Linked DNA regions of Homo sapiens: region 2 is linked to region 1. Evidence: read pairs that join two places in POLR2A ChIA-PET (ENCODE). Cell type or tissue: PC-3. All regions are shown on one strand.

The links. ChIA-PET counts read pairs that join two places held together with the same protein. Peaks named below come from ENCODE experiments on the same cell type or tissue, not always from the same donor. Only the 100,000 strongest peaks of a DNase experiment are listed, where the experiment ranks them.
Region 2: POLR2A ChIA-PET joins it to region 1 with 7 read pairs; 1 of 35 experiments calls an interaction of 5 or more read pairs at or near these places.

What each region holds. Positions count from the first base shown.
Region 1 is chr11:28,303,042-28,307,041 of GRCh38, forward strand. All of the region lies in intron 6 of METTL15 (methyltransferase 15, mitochondrial 12S rRNA N4-cytidine), which reads left to right. Among named protein-coding and RNA genes, the nearest start is that of MIR8068, 170 kb to the right of the region's middle. In PC-3, no CTCF peak of the experiment used is centred here; no DNase peak of the experiment used is centred here; H3K27ac peaks cover 1,615 bases.
Region 2 is chr11:27,399,738-27,403,737 of GRCh38, forward strand. All of the region lies in intron 2 of LGR4 (leucine rich repeat containing G protein-coupled receptor 4), which reads right to left. Among named protein-coding and RNA genes, the nearest start is that of CCDC34, 39 kb to the left of the region's middle. In PC-3, no CTCF peak of the experiment used is centred here; DNase peaks (open chromatin) are centred at 2,114 and 2,414; H3K4me3 peaks cover 1,533 bases; H3K27ac peaks cover 2,824 bases.

The DNA.
Region 1 (4,000 bases):
TAGATTCTAGACATCCCTTTGAATAAAGAAATCTGGGTATTTTCCTCAAGAGGCTGGCTGCCCATATTTTATATTTGAGCTTTTTCGTATTCTAGCGCTCTTTTCATTCTCCGGTTACATCAAGGAAATTACCAGTTAAATGCTAACTAGTTTAATGAAAACATCTTTGTTCAAGTCCTGGTTCTTCAACTTGCTGTTTGTGTAAACTTGAATAATTCTAGACCTCATCTTTCTCATCTTAAACTGGAGGCAAATAATAGTTATGATAATAATCATTAATTTTCTTTAGTAAACATAACCATGCCAATTATGTTTTGCTTAAACCAATGTTGAAATTCACTTGTAGTCTCAGAGCTCATGTTAAAAATCAAAGAAGTATACCAGTCACTTTTCAGATCATTGAGATTTAGGTTAAATAAAAATAAAATAATTGATAAAATAGATAATTGATCTCTAAACAATCAAAAGGTGACAGAAGGCTTATAATTATTTGAATGAGAGGAGGGGGAGAAACTTCTTAGATATTTGTGATTCATGTTGATTAAATGTATAGATTTATTCCTTTCCTGAAACTTTTGTGTAACCTTTATTCTGACTCATAAACTGGGTACATAACCAGAGATTAATGAATGCTTGTTGAACAAATAAATCAATAAAAGGATACGTACATTCCCAGCCAAAGTAAAAATGAAAATTCAAGGGGAAAAAATATATAAGTTCTTAGGTGTTACTGAGGATAAACTGTACTTTTTCCGTCATGTTGAAGAGGGAGACAACCTGAGCATCAAAGTCTTCAGTATAAATTAAAGCAGCTTGAGGAATAAGTGAGACCCTCCAGGACATGGAATCAAAAATTCTCAAGTTTTGTTTCTGTTTGTGCCACTTATTTGTTCTGTGAACTTGAGTAAGTTCACTTATCTTCTCTGACCCTCATTTCCTCATCTGGAAAATAGGAATAACAAATCTTGCTATGACTAATAAATGACATTTATTATCTGTGAAATTTAAAGTGCAAATATTCTTGTAAGCATTTTTTTTTCTCCTCTGTATTCAGAGCTAAGGTAATTCAGACAGTAAAGGAATGCAGTAGTTGGAACTCTTGAGTGTGGACTTCCATTTCCAATTCTATTTTCCTGTCCATAACCAAACAGTGTGATTTGTGATAGATTGATCACTTCATTCCAAGATGTTCTTCCCTTAGGAGTTATGTGACTTGTAGGAAGGAGAAGAATAATTGTCTTTTTCTGCACTGGGACATGTTAAGGTATATCTTTCCACAGTGGCATCAATGGCTCATGCCTCAACCTGTATCTGAAACCATCATCTTTTTTCAGCATCATTTTGTTAATCCAGAGAGAACCTTCAAAATAAAAGATAATGATAAGATAAAATTTATGCCAGGCGCAGTGGCTCACTCTATACTGCAAGCACTTTGGGAGGCCAAAGCAAGCTGATCTTGAGTCCAGGAGTTCGAAACTGGCCTGTTCAACATGGTGAAACCCTGACTCTACTAAAACTACAAAAATTAGCCGGGTGTGGTGGTGCATTCCTGCAGTCCCAGCTACTCAGGAGGCTGAGGCATGAGAATCACTTGAACCCGGGAGCTGGAGATTACAGTGAGCTGAGATTGTGCCACTGCACTCCAGCCTGGGTGACAGAGTAAAACTCTGTCTCAAAAATAATAAAATAAAATAATAAAATTTATTAAGAAATAGTCATTATCTTTTAGTTGGAACATAAACTTATTCCTGATCAAGATAATTTGACATCCTTTTATTGTTTAATAACTTACATGTTGCTTCCTTCATTTTTCTCAAAAAATACTCTTTATACTAACATTGCTGTGATTAAGAAATGGAAGGAAAAGTGTTAGAGTGTTCAGTTTTCACTCTGATGGAAAATGGTATGGTCAAACCTACAGTTGAATTTGGATGGCTCCCCAATATATCATAGTTGTCATTGCCACTGCTATGAAAATTACACTTATTCTTTTGTCATTTCAAATTTCTCGAACTCAATCTATTACACACTGTATGTATAGTGACATGCCAACTAAATTAGCAAATGACATTTTTTAAGTAAACTTATGTTTTATTTCTTATTTTAATAAGTAATCCTTTCAAAAGACATTCTGTACATGAACTCCAACTCAGAAGGGAATGGAATGTGGAAAAAAAGAAAGAAAACCTGAGTAACTTTTCCTAAAAAAGTCTAGCTGTTCTCAGTTTGTGGCACCAAATGGGGAGCAGGGAATGTTCCAGTCGCAACTGACTAATTAGCCCAACCCTAATTTATTGATAATAATAATGATAAATAATAATGCTAGCTAACACTTACTGAGCAAATACTAGGTATTATGTGAAATCATTTTCTTGTATTAACTCACTTAATCTTCACAGCAACCCATGAGGCTGGTACTGGTTTTATCCCCATGTTATGGATGAGGTAACTGAAGTATAAAAAGATTAGGTTACTTTCCTCTTGTCAACTAGAGCTGGGATTAGAAGCTAGTAATCTCATTTTACACTCTGTGCTCCTGATTATAACACTGTTCTAGATCCCTTTCTTATGATTAAGGTACAGCAGTGTTGCTGGAGAATGCTGACAGCTCAGTCTTCAAGGATGTCCCATACTCCCAGCACTTTGTATCTTGTGATAAATGCTATAAATAATGGAGTCATGAACAAAAAGGTATGAGAACCCAGAAAAAAGAGAAATTTATTTTTGTATAGTGAGAGGTTAGACTTAATGAAGAGAAGGGTCAAGTAGAAGTTATAGACAAGGAGACCTTTGAGTTAGGCCTTTTAGGGGCAGAAGTGATGCCTATTTATGGAAGAGTTCCTGGCAACTAATAGAAATTCATGAATTACAGACATGAAAAGATGAATGAACAAATAAATGAAGAAATAGGTGGGATTTCAGGGGGCTGAGGAGAGTAGAAGACAGGCAATTCAGAGTCCGATTCTAGGACCTAATATAATTCCAAATTCCTGGAATTCCTCATTATCTTAGAATCCCCTTTCCTAAATGTGACCTTGAGCTGGGTCAGATTTTTGGGACAGTAATTTAGTGTAACCACGTACTCTAGATCTTCCTGATTCTGGATGAATTTTAGACTGCTTCTAGGGAAAAAGAGAAAAGAAAATGCATCCTGTTACCTCATTGCTCCATTTCTTGTTATTTTATACTTTTAGTACTTCTGCAAGTGAAAATTAGAGTGACCTGCTGGCATTGTATGTTTGATATAGTAGCAGTTTTCACATTGATATTAATTTTGTGAAGATATATATGACTAACCAGGCCATCTTTTCCTCCTTTTTACTTGTTAAAAATGAAGAAAGATTATTTGTTCCTATAACTAGTTATTCAGAAGCCTTAAGAATTTGGTGGCAGATATTTATCTGAACGATCCATTTCAGAATTTAGATCAGGCAGTCTTACATATTATTTGTACTGTCTTGTTTTTGATATTTACATGGATTCAGATCTTGTCTAGGTGGCAGATACAATAACATGTTCTCTTTACTTCACCCAAAAATATTGAGAGAATCAACAGTATGCACCTCCACTCCTTAAAGTAGTAGTGTCACACATCAGCTATTATATTTGTATGTTTCAGGATGTTCTTTGAAGACAAGCATATGCTTTCATTTTTAAAGTTTAAAATGTTCAAGTTATTTTAAAGAATGTCAAAGAGAGAGAATTCCCAATTTTAATGGATTGACAAAGATCAAAGATTATATTTTTGGGACTGAGAGGGTAATAATGGAAGAAAGAGTAGTTTTGATGTTTGATGTTTAAGCTTTGTTACTAAAAATGAAGAATAATACTTCCAAATTTTTATATATTGTATCTTTTGCTTTGTGGCTGAATTTGAAAAATTATGGAATATCTAGGAAATGTGTTTGTTAGAATTTTTAAAATAGGAATTTGTTAACTTTTAATATATTTTATATTTCTTATAACTCTTCAGTTTTGTCAGAAATATTAAGTTTCATCA
Region 2 (4,000 bases), 900 kb before region 1:
CAAACTCCTGACCTCAGGTGATCCACCTGCCTCGGCCTCCCAAAGTGCTGGGATTACAGGCATGAGCCACCGCACCCGGCTGGCAACTGTTTTAAAAAGCAAAATACATACTTCTTAAAGTCCTGAGCCATATATTTATTAATATGTCAAGGGCTGACTATGTGTTCAGAACTATGTTGGCTCCTGTGAGAAATAAAAACTGAAAGAGGTACACTGGTTCCCATGTAGGGGCATTTGGTATCAATATATGTAATAAAAAACTATCATTTGTGTAGTACTTCTCATTTTCGTCATCCTATTATTATACAGGTTGAGCATCCCTAATCTGAAAATGTGAAATCTGAAATGCTCCAAAATTTGAAGCTTTTTGAGTGTTGACATGCATGACACTCAAAGGAAATGTTCATTGGGTATTTTGAATTTCAGATATTCAGATTTAGGATGCTCAAGCGATGTAAATATTCTAAAATCTGAAAAAATCTGAAATACAAAACACTTATGGTCCCAAGTATTTCAAATAAGGGGTACTCAACCTACTGGCCCTCAAAACCACCCTGTGTCATGGGTCAAGCAAGCTTATCGCCCCCTACTCCTCCTGCTTTTTTTGTTTTTCTTTTTTAACAGATAAGGAATGTGAGCCTGTTTCCTACGTGCCTTCTCCAAAGACCTACAGCACCTAAATAATGTAAATCCCAGGAATAAAACAATGTAAATAAACTAATGTAAATCCTAGAAACAAAAAAGTGTTGTTTTGTGTTATTTTCTTTTCCTTTTTTTTTTTTTGAGAAGGAGTCTCACTCTGTCGCCCAGGCTGGAGTGCAGTGGTGCAATCTCGGCTGACTGCAACCTCTACCTCCCAGGTTCAAGCGATTCCCTTGCCTCAGCCTCTTGAGTAGCTGGGATTACAGGCGCCCGCCACTATGCCTAGCTAATTTTTGTATTTTTAGTAGAGACGGAGTTTCACCATGTTGGCCAGGCTGGTCTCCTGACCTCAAATGATCCACCCACCTTGGCCTCCCAAAGTGCTGGGATTACAGGTGTGAGCCACCGCGCCTGGCCTGTTTTGTGTTATTTTCTACCGTTGACTTCAAGAGGACCGGAGGATATGGTTACTTTCTTAGTGAATAAAGAGGGCTAACAACTAATAGCATCCTTTATAGTTCTGCTTCGACACTGTTGCTATCAGTATAAACCTCATCTAAGAAAGCACATCAGAACAGTCCTATATCAACTAATGATGTACTACCCCATTTCTTCACATACTAGGGAAGACTTTTGCATCTTCATATAACTCTTATGAAAGTATATGTAAAAATTTTATATGTTTTAAGAATATACATGAATTAAGAAACCCTTATTATGGAAATTCTCAAGGTTTTAGAATAGCTTTCATTTGCTGAGAAGGGAGAAGTTATTTCACACATATTTCATATTATATATTTCCATTTAAATGCACAACAATGAAAGCAGTAATGCTTAACAAAAAATAAGTACGTTTCTGCTAAAACTTGGTTTATAGGCCATCTAGAACTCTTCTACCTACTAAAGAGCTTTATATTCAATTCACGGAAACTTTAAGTTCCACCTGCACCGAATTGGCCTTTGCGTCTCCCACTTCTTACAGGAACCCATGGAATACTTTATTTTAGAGGTAAATCAGTAAAAACCCAGGCAACAGTTATACTTCCTGAGCAAAGTTATCCTGACAACCTAGTCATTTACCCTCTGGCAATAAACACATGCAATATCCACCCATGTGAGGAAATAATATGTTCCAGCTTTAAAAAAAAAATACAGCTAACGTCAACCAACAAATATTTATTGAGTTTTTACTACAGGCTAAGTACCCTAAGCATGGCAAAGGAGGTATTGAGTTTTCCCAGGACATTTCTCATTTCATTTCTTTTAAATAAGGACAGTTCATTAATCACAAACTTCAACAGAATTCCGTTTTTATATAGACTGATAAGGTTTCTTACATCAATCAATTCAAAATGAGAAGAAATCCTTTGTCTTAACCCCTCCCTCAATTTCAAGTTCAAGAATGTGGTAACTGTCACCAAGGTCATATAGAAGTGTGACAACAGGCCCTGCCCTTCCTTAGAGAAAAGTCAATAGAGTTGAGGGGATAAGTACACACTGACACACTTGAAGCACGAAATAACAAGGCATGCAATACGCTGCTAAGTGGTGAGAAGTAGAGAGTGCAAGAGGGGCTTGGAAAAGGAAGATCAGAGAAGGCTTCATATGGCAGAAAGGGCTCAAAATGGCTCTATAAAAATGGGTAAAATGTGAATATAGAGAGGTACTCTGGCAGACAGACCCTGTTGGTTGCCCACCTAACACCCATTCACGCCTTCCTGGCAGAGCCTATATTTGTTCAAATATCCTCCCGTCCACATGACTCAGCTCCATGAGTAAATACCAACTGGCCTTAACCCTTCCTGCTGGTCCCATTCCAGTAATTGGTTTAGGGATAGACCTGTGACCCCAGCTCTGGTTAATGAAGTGAGAGGAAGTTTACTAGGGATTTCTGAGAAAGACAGCTCTACTCCTAAATGAGAACGCATTAGAAGGATGACCCTTTTCTCCTTCTAGGTGCTTTCCTGTCTGAATATTCTATGTGGAGTGATAACAGGATGGTACAGACCCTCCTGGGGAAGAGCACACTAGAAAGTAAGGAGATACCCTGGGTTCTTGACGACGTGGCTGAGCAACTCCATAAATCAGCCCTGGAATAGTTCTACCACCTTGTCATGTAAGATAATATACTTCCTTACTGTTTAAAAGTTACTTTTAATTGAGTTTTGTCACTTGCTGCCAAAAGCACCTTAACTGCCTAAATGATAACTACTCTTCTTTTCTTACCTAGTAATAAAGTAAGAAAAGATTTTAGTCCAGGCAACAATATACCCAGCTCAAAGGTCCTGTTTCCCAGCATCCCCTGCCGTTTGGCCATGTGACTAAGTTCTAGCCAGTGAGATGTGAATAGAAGCATTGTGCGGTATGCTCAAGATGCCTTCTTAAAGAAAGCTGGCTACTGGGAACTATGCCCCTCTTTATTCCCTACTTCATCCTATCTACTGCTGAGGATAGGGTTTTGATGGCTGCAGCTCCAGTACACAGTCATCTAGTGATCTTGACGTAGAAGCAAATACACAAACAACTACAGAGCAGAATGTCAGGGCCTACGTCTCTGCTAACTTTGTGATGCATCATAGCAGCTCCAGGTCACCAGGCTGCAGATTTCATATTCAGGTAAATAAAATAAAGCCTGATGTGTTTAAAGACACTGTTACTTGGAGTTTTCCCTTATAAACAGCTAAATCTAATTGTAATGTAAGAATTTAGGAAAAGAGCTAAATTTGGCAAGCCACACTGTAATAAAAGCAGCACAATTAAAGACAGTACATCCAATAAACAAAGACTAGATAGGATAAGAATGTTCCACAGCTGGGTGCGATGGCTCATGCCTGTAGTCCCAATACTTTGGGAGGCCAAGGCAGGAGGATTGCTTGAACCCAGGAGTTAGAGACCAGCCAGGGCAACCCCATCTCTACAAAAAATACAAAAATTAGCTGGGCATGGTGGCATGTGCCAGCTACTCAGGAAGCTGAGGTGGGAGGATCTCTTGAGCCCGTGAGGTCAAGGTTGCAGTGAGCTGCACTGCATTCTAGCCTGGACAATAGAGTGAGACCCTGTCTCAAAAAAACAGAAAGTTTCTAAAACTGCTGTTCATAACACCACCACAAAGCAAGAGACTTGTTACATAAAATGTGAATCATCCAAATGATAAAGCACTATGCATTTATTAAATGATGGTAAAAACTAGATGTATTAATATGTAAAATTATAATAAGGCAGATATAGCATAAGTGGTAAATATAGTAGGAGTCTATTTTTTAAAGGAAATTGTATACATATACTCAGAGAAAAGTTTGGAAACATGTACAAAATATTAACCATAGTTATCTCTCCATAGTAGGATAATGGCTCCATA